Linked DNA regions of Mus musculus: all the other regions are linked to region 1. A link is a loop called in an ENCODE intact Hi-C map of the cell type or tissue named here. Cell type or tissue: left cerebral cortex. All regions are shown on one strand.

What was found. A loop is a pair of places that touch in the nucleus more often than their neighbours do. Peaks named below come from ENCODE experiments on the same cell type or tissue, not always from the same donor. Only the 100,000 strongest peaks of a DNase experiment are listed, where the experiment ranks them.
Region 2: it touches region 1 in a loop (4-fold over the local background); 4 of 42 quality-filtered maps call a loop at or near these places.
Region 3: a loop joins it to region 1, with 2.0 times the contacts of the local background. A loop is called at or near these places in 4 of 42 quality-filtered maps.
Region 4: it touches region 1 in a loop (2.2-fold over the local background); 10 of 42 quality-filtered maps call a loop at or near these places.

Annotation. Positions count from the first base shown.
Region 1 is chr19:26,745,143-26,750,142 of GRCm38, forward strand. The region is part of intron 27 of Smarca2 (SWI/SNF related, matrix associated, actin dependent regulator of chromatin, subfamily a, member 2); the gene reads left to right. Among named protein-coding and RNA genes, the nearest start is that of Gm46648, 76 kb to the right of the region's middle. In left cerebral cortex, a CTCF peak has its summit at 2,908; DNase peaks (open chromatin) are centred at 2,954, 3,711, 4,302 and 4,830; H3K4me3 peaks cover 2,989 bases; H3K27ac peaks cover 2,875 bases.
Region 2 is chr19:27,121,529-27,126,528 of GRCm38, forward strand. All of the region lies in intron 6 of Gm35438 (a long non-coding RNA gene), which reads right to left. Among named protein-coding and RNA genes, the nearest start is that of Vldlr, 93 kb to the right of the region's middle. In left cerebral cortex, a CTCF peak has its summit at 2,777 (motif pointing right); DNase peaks (open chromatin) are centred at 2,014 and 2,663.
Region 3 is chr19:26,970,387-26,975,386 of GRCm38, forward strand. No RefSeq gene overlaps it. Among named protein-coding and RNA genes, the nearest start is that of Gm815, 87 kb to the left of the region's middle. In left cerebral cortex, a CTCF peak has its summit at 2,864; a DNase peak (open chromatin) is centred at 2,876.
Region 4 is chr19:26,848,740-26,853,739 of GRCm38, forward strand. Gm46648 (a long non-coding RNA gene) reads left to right here. Exons shown (of 7, transcript XR_001782660.2): 3 at 2,428-2,496; 4 at 3,651-3,781. Among named protein-coding and RNA genes, the nearest start is that of 4931403E22Rik, 27 kb to the left of the region's middle. In left cerebral cortex, no CTCF peak of the experiment used is centred here; a DNase peak (open chromatin) is centred at 2,890.

The DNA of each region.
Region 1 (5,000 bases):
ATCCCTAGGCTGGTAGTCCTAGGTTCTATAAGAAAGCAAGTTGAGCAAGCCAAGGGAAGCGAGCCAGTAAGTAACATTCCACCATGGCCTCTGCGTCAGCGCCTGCTTCCAGACCTGCTTGAGTTCCAGTCCTGACTTCCTTTGGTGATGAACAGCATTGTGGAAGTGTAAGCTGAATAAACCCTTTCCTCCCAAAGTTGCTTCTTGGTCATGATGTTTGTGCAGGAATAGAAAGCCTGACTAAGACAAGCTTCAGACTGCTCAAAGGTGGGGTGGAGGGTGGGAACTTGAAACGGGCCTTGGTGTGTAGGGTATTCTTGAACTTGGGATCAGCCTCCTAGATTCTTGAGATTACAAGTGTGTACCTCCATACCTGGCACGCGAATAGCTCTTAGAGGCTTGAAATAACTTTGCCTCTCCCTATACTAATTTTCCTGCTTTAAATTCCACATCGAAAGGATGTACTTAATATGCCTCAGCTCTGTTTGTTCCACCCCTTCCCCCCACCTACCCAGTCCCACCCGGCTCTTTAAATGGCTCCCTAGGCCACCAGAGCCAAGGAAGCACCTGGGTTCATTTTGCAAAACTTACTTTACCTGTAATGCGTTAAGCCAAGGTTGCTCGCTTCCCAACTAGGTCTATCTAGGCCAGCACTGTATGTTTACGTTCAGGGAGAATGGCAAGTGCACTTGACTCTCAAGAGAGCAAATACTTGAAATAAGTGAATGAAGGTGCGGTGGTACACACACGCCTTTAATCCCAGCATGTGGGAGACAGAGGCAGGCAGATCTATGTGAATTTGAGGCCAGCCTGGTCTACAAAGCAAGTCCAGGACAGGCAGGGCTGGTTACACTGAGAAACCCTGTCTCTCAGCTCTCAGCGCGGGGGGGGGGGGGGGGGGGAGGAGGAGGAGGAGGAAGAAAATAATAAGTGGATGGTTACATGTCTATATTCCCAGCATTTTGGAACCTGAGGCAGGAGGATTTCTAGTTCAAGATCAGCTTGTTCAAGACCAGCTTGGGCTACATGTCCAGACCCCATCTTCAAATGAAGTAAATGGGGGTCAGCCTATTGGGTGAATATATCAATATTTTGCTGTTCCATCATTTGGGTGGAGATCCTATCCCATGAGCTCCCCAGCCTTCAGATTAACCCGTCTCCTAACTATGGGAGGCATTTGTTAGCAAACAGACCATTTGAGAACAGGCATGTTCTCTATGTGGGTAACTTCTTACACCAGGGCATTTCCTTAGTAACAGTGGATGGGGGAACCTGTGAGGATTCCTGAGGGAGCTTGTAGTCATTGGGCAGGACAAGACTGAGCGTGCCACCTGTTGGAACCCTGAAAGGCAAACTGCCAAAAATGTCCTGGCGTTATATGCTCTGTGCCGAGCCAGTGGCCGCGTGTACGGACCTGCCGTATATGGACCTGCCGTTTTTGAGATTCTTCTCCTCATTTATAGAGGATTCAGGGTCTGGCTTTCTAAAGACGCTTGTTTTAGTAAGGATACATACAGAATATTTGGTTCTCATCACTTAAAGTGCACATATCGGTAAAATGAAGTACATTAAAAATCTTACGCAGCTGTCACATCAGAGCTCCTAGATCTGCAACCTAGTTGACCACTGAGCTCCTGTCCTGTGAGTGGCACCTTGCAGTTTTTGGTCACCCCCCACACCCCATGTTTGGAGGTTTTATGTACACCTTTCTTAATACTTTGCTTTTGGAGACTGTAATAATCGAAACTGTAGCCATTGTCCCAAGTCCTGGGTCTGGAGTTCTGCCCCTGCCCTCCCCACCCTGGGACTAAAGGGCCTGGCAGCAGTTTGCTGTTACTTTTTGAGATTGCTATTATAAGAGCACGCCTCACAGTGGAACTACAAACTCATAAGAATGCTGTGATTTGGTTGTTAGTGTTACTCTTCCGGTTTGGGGATCATGTCTGTGTTCTTGGTGTTTAGGGTCTCAGCGGAAGGAGACCTAGCCTTTTAGGACATTACCCTTTGGAGATGTGAGATTTCCCCCAGAAAGCACCAGGTTGTTTGTAGTTTTTATTCACATCCTTTCTTTAACACTTAGCCTGATGGACACACACACACATACACAGTCTCTCTGCCTGTGTATGTCTCTGTGTCTCTGAATGCCTTCCTCCCTCCTCCCCTCCCCCCTCCCCCGTCTCTCTCTCTCTCTGTCTCCCCCCACACACCTCCCAATTAGAGACCCTAAAGGAAAAGCCTCTCCCATCACCACCTAGAGGGAAAAGAAAGAAATCTGTCAGGGAAGACATACTACAAATACCAGGTGTACTATCAGAATATGCTTGGTTTGTTTGTTTTTCTTTTTCCTCTATTTACCATCTATAGTCTAGTGATCTCCAGAATTCCTGCTTTACGTGTTTCCTAGAGATGGTTTGGGCCATAGTGAGAGGGCCCTATCACACTGCCGGGTGCTTCAGCGAGGAGGCAAGGGTGGGAACAATGGGCAGAGTGGCTTTTTGTTCTCCCGCCGCTGTTTACCTATTCACAATCCTGAAGCTGCTCCGCTGTGATGGGGGATGTCACGTGTAACTCCACCCCCGCCCCCACATCCCCCACCCCCTGGCTGAGAAGGAGCATAATGCCGGCTTTCGAGACCTTCCCTCATTCAGTGAAAGATGTAGTTGGCGTGTGTCTGGATGACAGAGAGGCACGGTGGAAGCCAGCACGTGTGGCTGATTATCGGGGCTACCATGTGCTTTACAAGCTCCGGTGTCTGCTCCGGAGCTGGTCCCTGCATGGCCGCCTCCCGGCCGTCCTTGTCAGCACCGCTACTTTCTTAAGAATCATTGGAGAGCAAGCCTGTCCCTCCCTCGCCTGTGCGTGCACATCCTGTTTCGTGAAAACGTATTTTTCTTTTAAGCAAAATTGAAAGAAAGAAAGGAGAGCGAGAAAGGAAGAGGGTGGGGGGAAGAAGGTTGCCATCCAGTGGAGGAAGGAGTAATTTCTAGCTTCATTCAAGGAAGAAAAAAAAAAAAGCACACACACACACACACACACACACACACGCAGGCTGAAGTATGCTTAACTCTTTTAACTTGGCTGGGGCTTTTTAGCACCATATGGGTTCTTTCGTGACGTCCGGACCCGAAAGAGTGCAGTGTGCCTTTAAGGAAAGAGGTACCTCACCAAACTTCCCTGTAGTTGTGCCTCACCATTTAGGTAGGGAAGGAAAGTGTTAATTTCTTATTTGTACACTTTTTTTCCCCCCGACTTCCTTCCTATTCACTTCATTAAATCTAGAGGCGGTTCAGCATGGGAGCCGTCTGTATGTTGAATTAGGGCTCGCTCTCTTGCGCAACACGTCACCAGTCGGAAACTGGGGGTTTGCTTCTGTGATTTATTTCATTATTGTGCTGGTAAAAGGTTTGGAAGGGAATTCTTTCTGGGGGTAGTACTTTTAGCATTGTGTTGCAAGTTTTTTTTTTTGTTTTTGTTTTTGTTTGGTTTCTTTTCTTCTTCTTCTTCTTTTTTTTAATCTCCCCCCCCCCCCCAGCTAAGTTGTCCGTTGAGCTAGCTTAACAAATAATATTTTTAAATCAGAGAAGCCCCCATAATTTCCCTTACAAGCAAGAGAAATCTTAAGTCTAACTCTTGAAGTGCGAAAAGCATCGGGAAATATGGAGGGAATTGATTTCCATTAGAAAAAGCCCCTTAGAAACCACAGAACATGAAGCCCTGCATATAGATGTGTTCCCGGTCTTTGGGGAGGAGGGAAGATTTCGGTAGCTCTCTGCATTCCTGCATAAAAACCTTAACTTAAGGGGAATAATGGTCAGTACTTTGTGTGTTTTCCTGTAACTCCAGAACGTAAATTTAATAGGAATCTGCAGTATTAGCAGTTGTAATAAACATTTGTTTGACTAGTTCTGTTTGCAATTTAATTTGTTTTCCTTCTTAGGTACTCACAGGCGTAGAGATTTAAAAGTCCAAATATCACAAGCTTATGTTTTGTTCCCCGTTTTTTTTTTCAGAATGGGGGGGGGGGTAGAACAGAAATACTCTTTTCACAACCTCCCCCTCCTCACGGATCCCACTGAAAAGAAAAAAAAAAAAACAGTGAAAAATTTTGCAGTATGAAAACCGAAAGTGAAGTATCACAGTTATTTGAGATTTTTTTTTATAGAGAAAAAATAACACTGTATTAAAATACAGGAACCTGAGAACATACACATTGCTTTTACTTACATGCATCTGGGGGGGGGGGTGCGGGGGCGGGGGAGGGCGCGGGTGTTTTTCTTCTGTGTTAAAATCGTTTTAGACTGCTCCAAAACCATGCAGCATATCTTTTCAGGGGAAAAAAAAAAAGACTAAGATGAAGCATAAAATACAACAACAACAAAAAATCTTTGCTTTAATCTTTAAAAAATACATTTGAATATTCATTTGTTTTCTTATTGGCTTAATTGTTAAAAATGCAAGCAAGATTCAGCAACCACCTGAGCTAAAAATCTCTAATTCTGCTGCCTGGAATAATAAGGGGGGAACAATATGATAAGTAGTTGTCAATATTAAAACAGGCTGGAGGAGGAAGGCTTGGGGCCTGGTCGTAGGTAGAATGAAACAGCAGATTTGAGTATCCACAACCCTTCCAGTATTAAATTTTCAGTAAAATAAAATTACTTGTATATGAAAACATAGCCTTTCCCAGCTCTCTTTTTTTTCCTGATCAGCTGATGAAGAGACTAGCAGCTCGCTGCTTTGCCGGCTTGTTAATTTTATCCCCACTAACTGTGATTTCCGATAGCCGGCCTGCTGATAGTGGTAAGGTAAATATCCTTTTTCGTTGCCGTCTTGAAGATTCAGTAGAACTACATCCCAGGCATGTGTAGGTGTGTAACACATCAAAAGCCGCTGGTCTCCGTCTTTCTGTGTGCAACTGGGTGCTGGAGGAGAGGGCTGTACCATTAACTGTTGACAGGCTTGCGTGCTGTATTTATGATTAGCATGTTCAGCCTCCAAGA
Region 2 (5,000 bases), 380 kb after region 1:
CCTGATTGCTGGGATCAAAGGTATGCATCACCTAGTTAAGAGTTGTTTTATTTTATATGTATGAGTGTTTTGCCTACATGTCCACCATGTGGGTGTCCAGAGCCTGAGGAGGCTAGAAGACTGTTGTAGTCTCTGGAAGTTTAGTTACAGATAGTTGCAAGGTGCCATATGGATGCCGAAATCAAACCTGTGTCCTCTGGAAGACCAAACAGTGCTGTTAACCATGGAGCCATTTCTCCAGCCCAGTGACAGGAACTTAAGCAGCTAGTTATAGCACAGTCATCATCCCACGCAGAGAGAACTAATGCATGCATGCTGCTTGCTTGCTTGCTTTCTCTCATCTAGCTCTCTCTGCTCCACTCAGGGGTACCCTGCCTAGGAAATGATGTCATCACCCACAGTGAGTTGCATTGTTCTATGTCAACTAACAATCTTTCTTTATCAATTAATCTTTCCATATCAATTAACAATTAAGAAAAATCCCCTACAGATATCCCTGCAAGCCAATCTGCTCCACATATTTCCTCAAGTGTGACCCTCTTCCTGAGTGATTTTTAGCTTGTTGAGTTGACAGTGCAAACTAGCCAGCACAGGAGGCTTGATCCAGTGGGAGTAATTAGCATTCACTGTCCTCCGACCATTTCCATGTCTGTATGTTGAATTCTTACTATGCCTCTCTTCTAGATCCTTCTCCTCACAGGTAAACTGGGAATGGAGGAGTGTTTTGAAAAATCCCATAGCCCTATGTCAGCCTGCCAGCAAACAGAGCTATATAGGCATTCTTTCTCATCGTAGCACAGGTTGGCCCATGTCCATTTCATGGTGGTTGTATATGATTCAGTGAATGGGAGAGGTGCACGCCTAGGTCTTGAGACCTAGGTTCAACTCTGGCACACTGGTCTACTGACCACGACATAACACAAGGCCAGTCGAGAGAGAGGTAAGGAATTGGGCTGTGTGCACTGCAGGGAAGAATCTCAAAGTCACACTGCATGAGGCCTGGCTGCAGGGAGGGAATAATTACAGCGGCTTTGGCACATCTACCACTTCCTTTCTCAGACTCTTGGAAATTGAATTAATAAGCAGGAGTTGCTTGGTGAATACAAAATCAAGTATAATTGGATATGCTCAAGGTTTATTTATACCAGGCTTCAAAATAGCTTGATGAACTGTATCGGCCCCAAATTCTGTATCCAGTAAAACAGAATGTCACAGGTTTTTCTCTCTGTATCTGTCTCTCTGCTTCTATCTCTATTGGTCTCTGTCATTTGTCTTTCTGTCTGTCTCTGTCTCTTCCTCCAAGTGTACATCTGAAGAGCATTTCTCAGAGTGAACCCCTTTTGCACATGTCTGCCACTAAACATTGAGTCCTGTCCCTGGACAGCAGCAGCAAATTGGATTTCTATGCACTCTACAACGCTTACTAGGTTTGGCTTACAGTCGATACAAATTTAATGGCAGTTGAAACTATTTCAGAAAGAGATGGGGGGAGTCTCTCACCTGCTCCTCAGGGGCCTATAGACCACGTCTCTCTCAGAATCTGAGTGAAGAACCCCTTTTTCCCCTGTTCTTATTAGCCAGAGCTGTAATGACCAGGAGTCTCCCGCCCTTGTGATTTATGACCTAATGGCAGAGCACATGTTTCTGAAGGCTACTGGGGTATGGATACCAAGGAATATGTCCTGGGGTTTCAACCAAGCTGAAACCTGGTTGTTCTGTGGAAATCAAGGAGCCCTCAATTGCGTTAGAGTAAATTAACATTCTGCTTCTCAACACAGCCTGGAATGGATCTTCCTGGGGAAATGAGTTCTCTGGGTCAGTAGTCCATCACATGCTGCCCTCTTTAAGGAGCTCGGAGAACAAACTTCTCTGGCTTCAGAATGGGAACCGTGCCCTGCTTTTTAGGATTCTCAAGTTTGTGGGTGGTTCCTCCTTTCGACAACACAGATCCTGTATGTGAGGGCATCTCCTTTCTGTGTGTCGCCTGCTTGGCCAGTTCTGTGCCAAATCTGAAACCCATCCCTGGCATGTCTCCAGGCCCATCTGCTGTGGGGTTTTTAGATGTTAGCTTCACACTGCTTTTGCCTTAGATGCTGTAGTTCCATATACATGCGCGGCTGCTTCTTTGTCTAAACATTTTAACATTCATTTTGTCCGATTTCAAGTAGTGATTTAAGCAGCCTCCATCCAGCGCTCTGTGAAACTTCAAAGAGGTGGGAGGGGATAAATAAATAAAAACCTCGTTACCATGAAAGCTCACATTTGAATAGTTCTTTTTTTTTTTGAGTACTTTTTAAAAATTCCCTCAGTTCCATGTATTTTGCTATCAACATACTCTTACTTTTTAAATCCAGGTCCTGAGGCAGAACTATCACATCTCTCTGTGTTCATTAGCTTTTTTTTTTTTTTTTTGGTCCAGCCGAGACCCCTCCCACTCTGCCTCGTGCATCCTGCTTATTCCCTTTCCTGCCTTATGGTAACAGTTCTGACCACACCCTTTGGCTGCTTTACAGTTCTGTAGAATGTATAGTTTTTGCTGTGGACTTAACTCCATGCAAATGTAACTTTTATAAACCCAATCTGTTTCTCTTCCCATCCAGCCTTGCTTTTAAGATGCAAGTGTTTTTGCTACAAGCACATTTTGTCTGTTGCTTCTCTGTGCTAAATAGCAAGAGCCTAACACACTTTGCCTTTCTATTTTCCATCGCGGCAAATCTGCTGTGGTTTCCGTGTGAAAGTGTGCCCCAGAGCTCACGTGCTCGAGCGCTTGCTCCCCAGATGGTGGCGCTGTTTGGAAGGTTGTGGAAACTGCAGGAGGTGGAACCTCACTGGAGGCTGTGGGTCACAGGAGGTGAGTCTAGCTCCACTTCCTGTCTGTTCTCTGCTTCCTGCCGACCAACAACCTCCTATCCCAACTGTGACGCCTTCCCTGTCAGGATGGTCTGCATCTTAAACCATAGGCCAAAATAAACCCCTCCTCCCTGAAGTCTCTTCTTGGCTGGGGTTTAGTCACAGCAGTGAGAACAGCAAATGGTAGAGAAAATTGGGATGAAGTGTTCTGCTATGATAAGCCTGATGGTGTGACTTGTAGGCCTTGAGGATGGGTTTTCAGAAGGAATGTGGAAGAATGTGGAACTGTGGACTACAGACGCCTTAGACTGCTGTAAGCTTAATGGGCCACACTAGTGGGAGTCAGAAGACAACAGTGCTGAGAGACACGCAGACAGGGAAGGCTCAGCAGGAAAAGTGCCTGTCATGAGAGCCCGCTGTAAGAGTTTGACGTCAGAACGCATGTAAATGTGGAAGGAAAAAACCCAAATGGATTAAATTGTGCTTTGACTACCCCCCACCACACACACACATTTTTTGAGGAGGAGGAGGAGGGGGAAGAGGAGGGGGAGGGGGAGGAGGAGCAGCTTGGCTTCATTCTACCGACTTTGAGGCAGAATTCCAAAGTAATGTACTAATTCGTTGGCAGAGTAAATCACAAGACAGGATAGGGTTTAGGCCATGTCATGATACTGTTCACTGCTCTTAACCAGGTTCTGCTATGGGAGAGAGTGACAAATGCAGCAGAAAAATATGACAAATGCCGACTTGTTGAGAAGAGCAGTAAGTGACTGTGAAGTTTCAGATAATGAGGGAGAAAAAGCAACCAAAAAGATGAGGCAACAGGACACGTGCCCCAGTGGTAAGGCCCTGCCCACTAATGGTTCCAATTGGTGGACATGCAACTTCATTTGAAAAGAGGTAGCCTGAGCTAAAAATGCTGTCCAAAGAATTCCCTGATCAAATAAAACTTCCCGCTGAAAATATTTTCCCATAGTCATCCACCTAGACATACTGACATCACTGTAGCTTTGATCCAAAGGGGCCAGACTCCATCTGAAGCTTGTTGTAGAAGTTTGCTGCAGCAGCCAAGGTGAATACTGGTTTTATAGGCATATGAGATGCAACAGTGAGGGACCAATGGAGTCTTGAGACAAGGCTTCAAAAGATCACTGAGGCCAGGCCCTGAAAAGATGTTTTTGTGACGTTCTGAAGATGAAGTCTAAGGTACAGTGGAGATTCTACAGTGGTGCTGATTTCAGGACAGTAGACCATCTTCCAACGTGAACAGCAGGTGGGAATGGAGCTGGCCCAAGAGATAAGCTTTGTGTGCTGTGGGTAGAAGAGCTGGGGGAGCAGGGCAAACCAAGACCTTTGGAGCCCAGATGAGAGTCATGAGTCCCAGATGCTGGATAAGTAGCTGCAGAGTCTTGTGGTCTGGAGGGTTGAGTTGAAGTCTTGCTTTGTTCTAATTTTTCTTTCGTATGTTTCCATTGCCTCTTTTTGGAATGGAAATCTTTACTCTGTGCCATTGTATATTAGAAGTGTGTAACTTCTAATGATTTAAAAAAATTTTTTACAGGAGTCCCTGTAAAATGCAATCACAAGATTGCACTGAGTGTCAGAAAAGACTTTGGACCTTTATAGTTTTGATGGGGGGGGGGGGACAGGGAGGATAGAGAGAGAGACTGAGTGAACATATATGCACTCATATATAGAAGGAGTGGGTCCCTGCTTACCTCACTACCACTTCTTGTCTGCCCTTCACCTCCTAACTGTGGATCCAGTGTAACTGGTCACTTCACATGCCTGCCATCATGCCTGTCATACCATGATAAGCTGCATCTTTAGTTTTCAGCCAGAATGACCCCTTCTTCCCTTAAGTTGCTTCTTGTTGACTATTGGTTGCAGCCACAAGAAGATGAGAATAGTGGCAAACACAAGTAGCCTCAGACAGAAGGCGTACATTCTTGAAATGAAAGAGTGATGTCAGTAATTACACCAAGACCAGAAGTTTATTATAACTACCCCAAGCAAGCTGGGACACTTCTTTATCTGATTCATATGGGTTTTTATAATTCCTTTTTGGAAACAGATGCCTAGCAGTGGACTTGGCCTGCTGTATCAGAGAGAAAACAAAGATCTAGTTTTCTACTGCCTCTAGCATGTCC
Region 3 (5,000 bases), 230 kb after region 1:
ACTACGACTACATACCTGCATCTCTTGGCTCCATCTTGAGACTCATTCTATCAACTGACTCTATGGAGGCATGGCCTTTCCTGATTGAGATCCTCTTTGCTCTCCAAAGTCCCTTATGATCTATTGGATCCCCATAAGTGACCAGGATCATCACCTAAACTCAATGTCTGAGCCCTTAATTGTGTGTGCAAAGCCTTCTTGTTACTGAGGTCTCAGCTTTTCGGATGCTGGGATGCAGGCATCGCTGGAGGGACCTGGTTCTTAACTCATGGCTGTTTGTGGAGGCTCATTCTCACACTTAAGGACTTCTGCTTCGAATATCTGTCCTTTTGCTGCTTCCCTTTCTTCCCCCCATCCCCCACCCCCACTGCTCACAGATACTCTGTCCTGCATGGAGGTTGAGCAGACTGCATGGTAGGCTTGGGAGCGTTTACTGGTCGTATCAGGTGCTTTGAATCTATTAAGAGAGAGCCCACTCTAACTGAAGGGGTGACACTGAGGTCAGCTGAAACTGCCTCTTATGGGGCTGTCTCTAACCTGCACCTGATTGCTCTTCAGATGCTGGACCTGTGTTTTGTTCCACTCTATTCTCTGTTTTCTGTCCTCACTTGCTTCTGATCAATGTTCTCAGTGTGACCTTGGTATCAGACTCAGTCATGGCGTCTAGAGCAAAATACCACAACTAGGTGGGTTAAAGTGCAGGGTTTACTTTCTGTCAGTCTTGCAGGATGGGAAGTCAAGGGTTAGTGCACTGGCAGATTCTCTTTGCTTGAAGCCTGTTTTTAGTTTATAGGCCCACCTGTGTCTTTCTGTAGTTCTCTCTGTCTCTCTGTCTGTCTCTGTCTCTCTCTCTCCTGTGTGTGTGTGTGTGTGTGTGTGTGTGTGTGTGTGTGTGTGTGTATGAGTGTGTAAACCCCTTGAATCTCTTGTAAGGACATCTGTCAAATTGTATTTTACCTTCACCTCTTTAAAGACATGGTCTTCAAATACACTCCAAATACAACATAATTGAGTGCATAAGCTCTGTCCACCCTTCTTTCCCTTTACTTCAACTCCGACCATCCTCAATGCAGACCAGCTCTGGACTCTTCATCTATCTTCATCTACCATCTGCTTCTTTCTAGTACCCAGCTGGAAATGTAGATAGCTTAGCTAAGGCCAGTGCAAAATACAACCTCTGCTGAAAACAAACAAACAAACAAACAAACAAAAGTTAGGTAAACTAAGGAGACTAGACCAAGCCATCTGAGGCTCTAAAGTAATGTGATTTGCTATTCTAAAGACATTTCTTCAGTTCTTGCAAAGTATCAGCTTCTCAGAGCAAGCAGCAAACAAAGAAAACCAAAACCCCAAACAAAAACAAACAAACAAACAAACAAACACCAAAAAAGCCTCCAAAGCAAAAACAAAAACTCATGAAAACAAGTAAAGCATGAGAGCCAGAAGGCAGAAGAGAGGAGGGAGGTGTGTTGGTAGGAGGTGTGTTATCAGGTTCCAGCAGTGTCTCCCCTAACTCATTCTACAATTCTACCACTATGGATAGAGAAACCTGCAGTCAGGGGAATGGTTCACTGGGTAAAGTACTTACTGCACAAACACGAGGACCTGAGCATCATCCCGTCACCCACGCAAGCATGTGGGCACGGTGGCATGTGGGCACGGTGGCATGTGTCTGTAACTTTAGAGTTAGGGTGTTGGAGGCAGCAGGGACCTTGGGATTCACTGGCTAGCCAGTCTAGCCAATTCACTGAGCCCCAGGCCCCAGGGAGAGACTCCCCCATCCGCATATCCAAGGCAGGGGTGAGGAACTAGTTGGGAGGAGAACTTGTATAGCCAGCACAGGACTGGGGTTCTGATCCTCAGTACCCATGGGAAGGCCAGATGGGTATGATGGCATGCCCACTGTAATCCCAGCACTCAAGAGCCAGAGGCAGAGATCTGTGGGCAAGCTGGCTACCTAGACTAGGTAAATCAGGGAGCTCTGGTTTAACTAAGCTATCTGTAGTAGAGAATGGTTACCTGAAACCACAAATTGGCCTTCACATATACTTTCCGTATATGTGTGCTCCCCACCCCAGAAATCAAACAAACACCCAAAGATAGACTTTTTTGCATAATAACAGCTGGAGTTGACTTCTAGTTTCCACACATATAAATGCATACACCAGTCCACACATGTGTGTTGAATCTGCATGCACACATACACATACACACACACACACACACACACACACACACACACGTACTCATACACACACATCTTAGAACTTCTCTGAATTTCAGGGTATTCATGAGAAAAACAGGAATGAGCATGTTTTGATAAGAACACAAAGCAAACATTTTCTTAAGTTCCCGAAGTCCAAACTAAATACATAAATGTGAATTTCATTTATTGTCTCCCAGATTCCATCCTGCATTGTCCCCAATGCTGTGAGCTTTGCTGCTATGGTATGAATGTGACTGTTCTTAGCCCCTGGTGTCAGCCATGCATGTTAAGCTTGTATCTTACAGTGTTTTCATTTTTCAGCGTCCTAAAGCAAAAAGATTAAAGAGTCAGGGGGAAGAAAGACAGAACTAAAACAAAGCTTTGAAATTATAGAAAACAAAGCTTTCAAAATCACAAAATGAAACAGGCTCTTGAGGATGCCTCTAGAAAAACAAGACAAGGCATAGAATTCACTGATTCTGCCTTGGGTCCTATTTGTGGTGAACCGAAGCAATGCCTGGAGTGTCTCCCAAATGATGTCCTAGAGGCTGGAAGGTCAGGGGATGGGAAGGGAACACAGTTGTCCTAAGCTTCTGTAGACATGACAAAAGACAAAGAGTTATGCAGGAGCCCTGCAGGCACCCTGAGGCAAGGGTAGTTAGTACACATGCCTGCTCTCTCTTCACCCCTAGGTGGAGCACAGTTAGTAAAATTTGAGAGGAGAAAGAGAGAGAGAGAGAGAGAGAGAGAGAGAGAGAGAGAGAGAGAGAGAGGAGAGAAAGCATCTAATATGCTCATTTTAATCAGAATGTTCTATCTTAGGAAAGAAGTGAATATAATCTCCAAACAACCATAACCTTTTCAAATGACAATCTCTTTGTGAATCTCCCAGCAGGGTTCCCTACATTTACTGAAGACCAAAGACGGTCCCCATTTCCCCCTCCTTAGATGAAGAACTTTATCACAGATGAAGTTTTTTTTTCAGCCATTTCCCAAGATCCTGCACCAAGCAGGAGATGGTATGTATTTGTACAAGTGTGCAATGGCATGAAGGAAAATTATAGCAGGGGAATTGCAGGATAATCACTGAACAACGATGGAGAGATAAATGTATAGAAAAGGAGACTGCTCTGGGGAGCAAGATGGAGCCACACTTCAGGAGCTGCACAAAGAAAGGATATAATTATTCAAGATCTCAGAAGGTGGCAGGGCAGAAGGGTTGTCATCAAGCCAAGGCTGGAGGAATAATCCTGTGGATGACAAAAGAGGAAGCAGAGGACTCTCTGTGGGACCTGGTCCTGTTGCCTTCAGTTCATGTCTCATTCCCATGAAGGACCGAGACAAACCACGGTCATCTGAGTGGCTCTGCCTGTGGCTTCCCCACCCCCAACCCGATGCACAGCTGTGAGCAGTGGGGTCAGGAATACATTGAAAGTAACTTTAAAATCTCTGTAGACAGGAATAGTATCATACCTAACAATGGAGTAAGTGTGTTCCTGTTAAAACTATCCTGCTCTGAGTTTTGATAAACAGGAGCCATCTTGATGCTTGGGACGTGTTTTTGTTTAGCCAGCAAATGAGAACCCCTTTGACTGTGTAGGAGAGCATGGGCTTTTGATGGTCATTGCATGGGGCTTAAAGCCACCATTCAGAGCAGTGTGCAGAGCCAGGAACAGAAGGCAAAAAGTCCACAGTCCACTTCCAATTCTGTCATTATGTAGACACGAGTTGCTGACATGGGGACGTGTTTGGAGATCTGCACCATGGGGCCATTTCATCACTGTTTGAGCATCAGAGAATGTGCTTGCTCAAATGCAGATAGGGCAGGGCAGCCTCTCAGCCTCCCAGTGCAATCAGGAGACACCATAAACACAAACTGTCTGAAGCCACTGCAGCACTACACCATTTAGTTTTACAGCACACATTTTTATATGCAAAGGGAATATGCAACAAAATATAATGAGCAATATTATAATACATAAACTGCCCACCATCACGATATATGCTACATGTAATCGTATAGGCTATACTGGTTTTTATTATATTGCTTATTGATTCTGTGGGAGGATTCTCTTGCCACAGGGTACTTGTAGAGGTCAGAAGACAGCTTGTGAGAATCTGCTTTCTCTCCTTTCACAGTGTGGATCCTGGAGACTAAACTCAGGTCATCAGGTTTGGCAGCAAGAACCTTTGTTCACTGAGCCATCTGGTCAACCTTAGGTTATAAGTTTATATAACCAGGAGTACAAGGCTGCCTACAGCAGCCTTACCACAAATGTGAGGTGGGTGTTGTACAGTGAGTGACATCGCTAGGCAATAACATCAGAAGGAGCAATGATATGACTTCATTGGAATCTTCTTGGACTCCTGGGTAATACATAATCTAAGACTGAACAAAACATCACTATGCAGGGCACTACCACATCAGTTATTTATAGCTAGGGAGCAAATGAGCCCAAACTCAGCAGCTTACCACACAGTGCTATGATCTCACAGTTTTACAGACCTGAAGTCTAGGCAGGGTTTTCCTGGGCTTTCTTTCTCCTTCACTTTTCATTCACACAGCACTAAGCTGCCAGCTCTGGGTCTCTCATAAGGCTGTTGCTGAGGCACAGTCACCTCAAGACTTCCTTTCAGAAGGGACTTCTTCCATATGTACTCAGGGGTGTTAACAGGCATGAGTACCTCATGGGCTATTTCACTGAGACCTGCTTTTCTTAATAAATATTGGCCTGAGGCTGTCACCAATTTTTTTCTCCCCACAGAGCTACATTCATCTCTGTGAGCAAGCCAA
Region 4 (5,000 bases), 100 kb after region 1:
GATTTTCACTGCTATTTCATTACTGCAATTTTGCCACTATTATGAATCATAATTTAAATGTTTTTGGAGATAGAGGTTTGCCAAAGGGCTCGTGACCCACAGGTTGAGAGCCACTGATTCGGCTCAAAAACTGGGGTCTACCTCTGGTCATAGAAGGCATCGAAGTTCTCCCTAGCCCTTTACCAGGAAACTGCCCGTCTACCATGATGCTGGTTAAAAATGACACAGCTACTTTCTTGGCCAGACATTCTGCTGATCTACTCCAAAGGTTAGAACATTATATATTATTGTCTCCTCCCTTAAACTCAGCTGGGCCTGCTAATCATCTTTTTAAGAAACCACCTCTTGGGCTGGAGAGATGACTCAGCCATTAAAAGGCTAGGCTCAGAACCGAAACTATAAGAAGCCACCTCTTAGGATAACCAATACAGCTAATGCCATGCTAAGGAGATGGGAGGAATAATTACCCCTTTAATGAGATAGTGTGTTTATCCTTCTCAGAAACTCATCCCCCATACTTAAGCCTGCCCACCTGAGCTACTCAGAAAAATGTAATTTCTCTTTCTTTCGATCTCTTTCAGATACAGACCCTAGTTTGGGCCTGCTTTCCAGGTCACTCTGGGCTTTCTCACTATTTTCTCTAAAGTTTTCCCTAGCCTTTCAGCTGGGAACCTGCCTATCTACCATGTGGCTGCTTAAAAATAGCGTAGCTGCTTTTTTTTTTCTTTCCTTCTTTTCTCCCCCTCCTCCTCCTTCTAGTCCTCTTCCTCCTCTTCTCCCTCCTCCTCTTCTTCCTCCTCCCCCTCCATCTCCCTTCTCCTGACAGTTGGTAAGATTGTCAGCCTGCCTGTACTGTTGTTTTTCTCTCAAACTCCAATAAAACCAATCTCATGCTTCCTTACAAGTTCATTTTAAATTTTTTAAAAATTATTTATTCATTTATTTATTTATTTACTTATTTCCCAAGCGCTGCCCTCCCTCCCAGTCTCCTGTTACAGAGTTCCTCCTCCATCCCCCCTCCTCTTTGCCTCTGAGTGGGCAAGTCCCCCTCCCTGTGTCCCCTCTGATCCTGCTGCACCAATCAAAACACATACACATACATATATGGGCTGGTTTGAGGTCCCCAGCACATTTAAAATTGTTTTATTAATGAGACAAATGACCTAAAAAACAAACCCCATGTTCTGTGGAAACAGTAAGTTGTTCAAATGTTTGTCACAATGATGGAAAGTTGTATATGTGCTCTCTCCCTCACTTCCTCTATCTCTGACACCACACACACACACACACACACACACACACACACACACACAGTGTTAATCCGAGGTATCCTAAATGGATTGGTTCCAGGGCCCACTGGATTTCAAAATTCATACATGACACTGGGGGTCAACAAGGCCAAGCCTGATAAGCTAAGTTTACTCCCCAGAAGACACATAATAGAATGAGAACTAATTCCCACACACGCACACTGTGGTAATGCATACCTACCTATGACTAGCCATCTTTCCTGAGGTGTCTGTTTTATAATATCACTGATAGGAGTGATTATTTTTAGGAAATTTGTGAGAGTTCATAGTCTCAGACTTGTCATTTTAAAATTATTATTGTTAATAACAACAGTTTTGTTAAGACACAATTTATGTACTGTAAAGTTCACACACCCCAGGTTGGGGAGCCATTCTGACTAGGTAACTTGAGAATATTTTCCCACTCCTCTCACAAGTCCCCATCTATATCTAAGAAACCACATCATACTGCCTTCCCTCCTCAGTCCCAGGAGAGCACTGATCTACTTTCTGTTTGAAGATTGGACAGTTCTGTGTTTATATAAATAGACTCGCATGGTATGTCTTCTTCCACTGAGAATAATGTTTTCAAGGTTCAGCCCAATTATAAGTTGTTGGCTTGTTATTTTGGCTGTCAAGATTGAATCTACAGTACTGTACATGACAGCCTTGTATTCTACCTTTGAGTTACACAGCAGCCAGTGCCCCCTTTTTTCTCCAATTGTCTAATACAAGCCCATCATGTAGATATGACTATTTGTTTATCCATTCATCAGTTCAAAGAAACTTGGTATGGTTCTACTTTGGAATGCTATAATAGTATCTCTATGACTGTTTAATACACGATTTTATATAGCATAGAGACACACACAGGAGGGTTAAAGATTTACTAACAGAATTACTGGGTCATACGGTAACCCCGTTCACAGATTTTTGTTTTTTCCTTCAGATAGAGTATTATGCATCTTATGCATCCCAACCTGGCTTTGAACTCATCACAGTGCTCACAATGGCCTTGAACTCCAGCTCCCCTTGCCTCTACTTTCCAAATGTTGGGATTACAGGCATGGTGTTACTAAGTTTTCATACGCTGTTGGACACATTACATATCACCAGAATTGCTTAACCTATCTTACAGCATTGCGCTAACTGCCTGAAATCCTTTGTGGCTTCCTGAGAGACATACTTCTTCAGAAACCAATCACAGGTATGAGCCGAGTCCTTTCTCATCAGTGGACACACTGCAGCCCAGCCTGGGTGAATGTTTCCACTCTGTGCTAACCACCCCGGCACTGGTGCTTCCTGCCCCCATTATGTCTTAAATGCCTTTAAGTAAGGACCTTTTGTTTCCCCCCAAAAGCATGAACTTCTAGAAAGCAAGACTCATACATTCTCTTTCTGTCATGTCTCTCACCACGCTTAGTCAAGTATGTGCTTTAATTAAATGCTAAATGTTGAGCAGGGGCTATCTGCTAGACTTCTTACATTCCTTCCGAGCACTTAGCTGAGTGCAGGGTGTAGCGAAAGTGTTTACTTAATGTTAAAATAGGCGGATCTCAGCTTCCCAAGATGTCTTCCTAAAATTACTTCTAATTTTGAGCTTAGCCTGACTCCTCCCATTTGACAAGTATAGACTTGGCAACTAGCACACTCACTCCACCTAGCAACCAGTGAAACTTTCTGTGTCTCGGCAAGGCGTCTTTCTGGTACATACACTATCAGTCTTCTGATGCATTTTGGTAGGGAGAAGAGAAAGAAATGAGTCAGGAACTTTTTGTGATCCAAAGCAACTTTCCTGAGACTCACTGGCTTTGTCTGCTCTTCTCTTTTCTTCTCCCTCTCCCCCTCTCCCCCTCTCCCCCTCTCCCTCTCCCTCTTTCTCTTCCTCTTTTCCTCTTCTTTTTCTTTTTCTTTCTTTTTGATTTGGCTGGCACTTTTTAAAAAAAAAATCATTTATGTATGAGTGCACACCAGAAGAGGGCATTGTATCCCATAAGGACAGGCCCCATAAGGGCATTGTATCCCATAAGGACAGGCCCCATAAGCTCCTCCCACCCCACTCTTTTAGCCCCAAGCATTTTTAAATCTAGAAGCTACGCACTGCAGGAAGGTACAGCTGAGGCTGAATATATTGTAGTCCATAAAAATCATGACCAGTCAAGACATTACACTCACGATACTGTGCCTGTCATTCTTCAAAACTAAAACACATGAATTAACTCATCATTACAGTCACCTCCTCTGAGGAGTCACAGGCTTTCTGTGACATTTGATATTATACTATATGCATGTGAGAGCGAGAGAGTCTCAGAATGACTCTCGTGCTCAAATACTAAACTCATTATATTCCTTTCTCACAAGGAAGCAGAGGGAAGAGAGACCAAGCAGCATCAGAAAGCAGGCATGGAGTGGCTTTGCCACTGCCATCTTTAGAAGTCAGACCTTACTTCTCAGAGCAGACTCTGGCTCTCTGAGATCCTTTCCGGGCTGAGGTAGGCTGGGGTAGGGTGGGGAGGGTGGGGAGGGGTGAGGTTGGTGGGGTGGACAGGCAATCTTTGTTTATTTAAAGTACAATGAGATCATCTAAAAGAGAGTCTCGGATGTCCCCCGTCCCTCCCACCCCCAACGTCCCGGCTTCTACAATTCACTTTAACACATTCACATCCTGCTGGAATTCTTCAAGTTCTTCACTTCCCTTTACAACTGGACCACATGTCCTCAAGCTTCCACCATGCCCTCCTCAGTCTAACAGAGGCCGCTCTCAGAGAGCCTGACTGGAAGGGTTTTTCCCCCTCGGGATAATGATTTAGATAGAAGTCCTTCTGTGATTCTCCTCAAGAACGTTGAACTATTCAGACAAGTAAGAGGTTGAACCTTGTCTTTGGTCTCCTTTGAGCTGTGTACCATTGGTTCTGGGGACTGTGTACATGTCAGATTGTTGATCTTTCCCAAACTGTAGGGATGTGTTAAAGCTGGCTTAGAAGTCTCTAGTCATTTAAAAAAGAAAAAAGCTTAAAAAGATGTTATCTACCATTCAAGGGAGAAGAAAGGCATGTATGCTGCCCACTTTGGCCTCTGATGTCTTTGGGCACCTGGGATACTTATAGCATCTTACCAGCTTATTTGCACAATTAATCCCTTTACTTCTAGATGTCGCCACTTCTGAGGTCTTCTCTAAGTTCATTGTGTCTTATTCAAACTTTATTTTCCTCTTCTACTTAACTGTTCTTCCAACACCCACCCATTACCACCTAATTAATAGCATACATGACCTGATGTATTCTGATTATCATCTTCCAGAATGAATGCTTTCTCAGTGACTTATTTCATTGCCTGTTGTCTAGTCCTAGAGCCTAACACATAGTAGATGCTCAATAAATATTTGTGGATGACTGAATAAATTGCTGTAGTCTTATTTTATTTTTGAGACAGGTCTAACACTCACTATGGAGTCCATCTTCAAACTCACCATTCTCTTCACTCTACTTTCTGAATGCTTGGATCATAAGCATGCACTGTCGTGTATAACTGGCAGAGTTTGGGGGTACTGTATAAACCCAGATATGGCCGGCCACACCTGTAATCCTTGCCCTGGGGAGCTAGAGGTAGGAGGATCAGGAGTTCAAGGGCATCTTTGGCTGCGTAGGCCTACCTTGGGCTACATGAAACCTGTCTTAATACAATAACAAAAGAGAACCGGTGTACTGACTA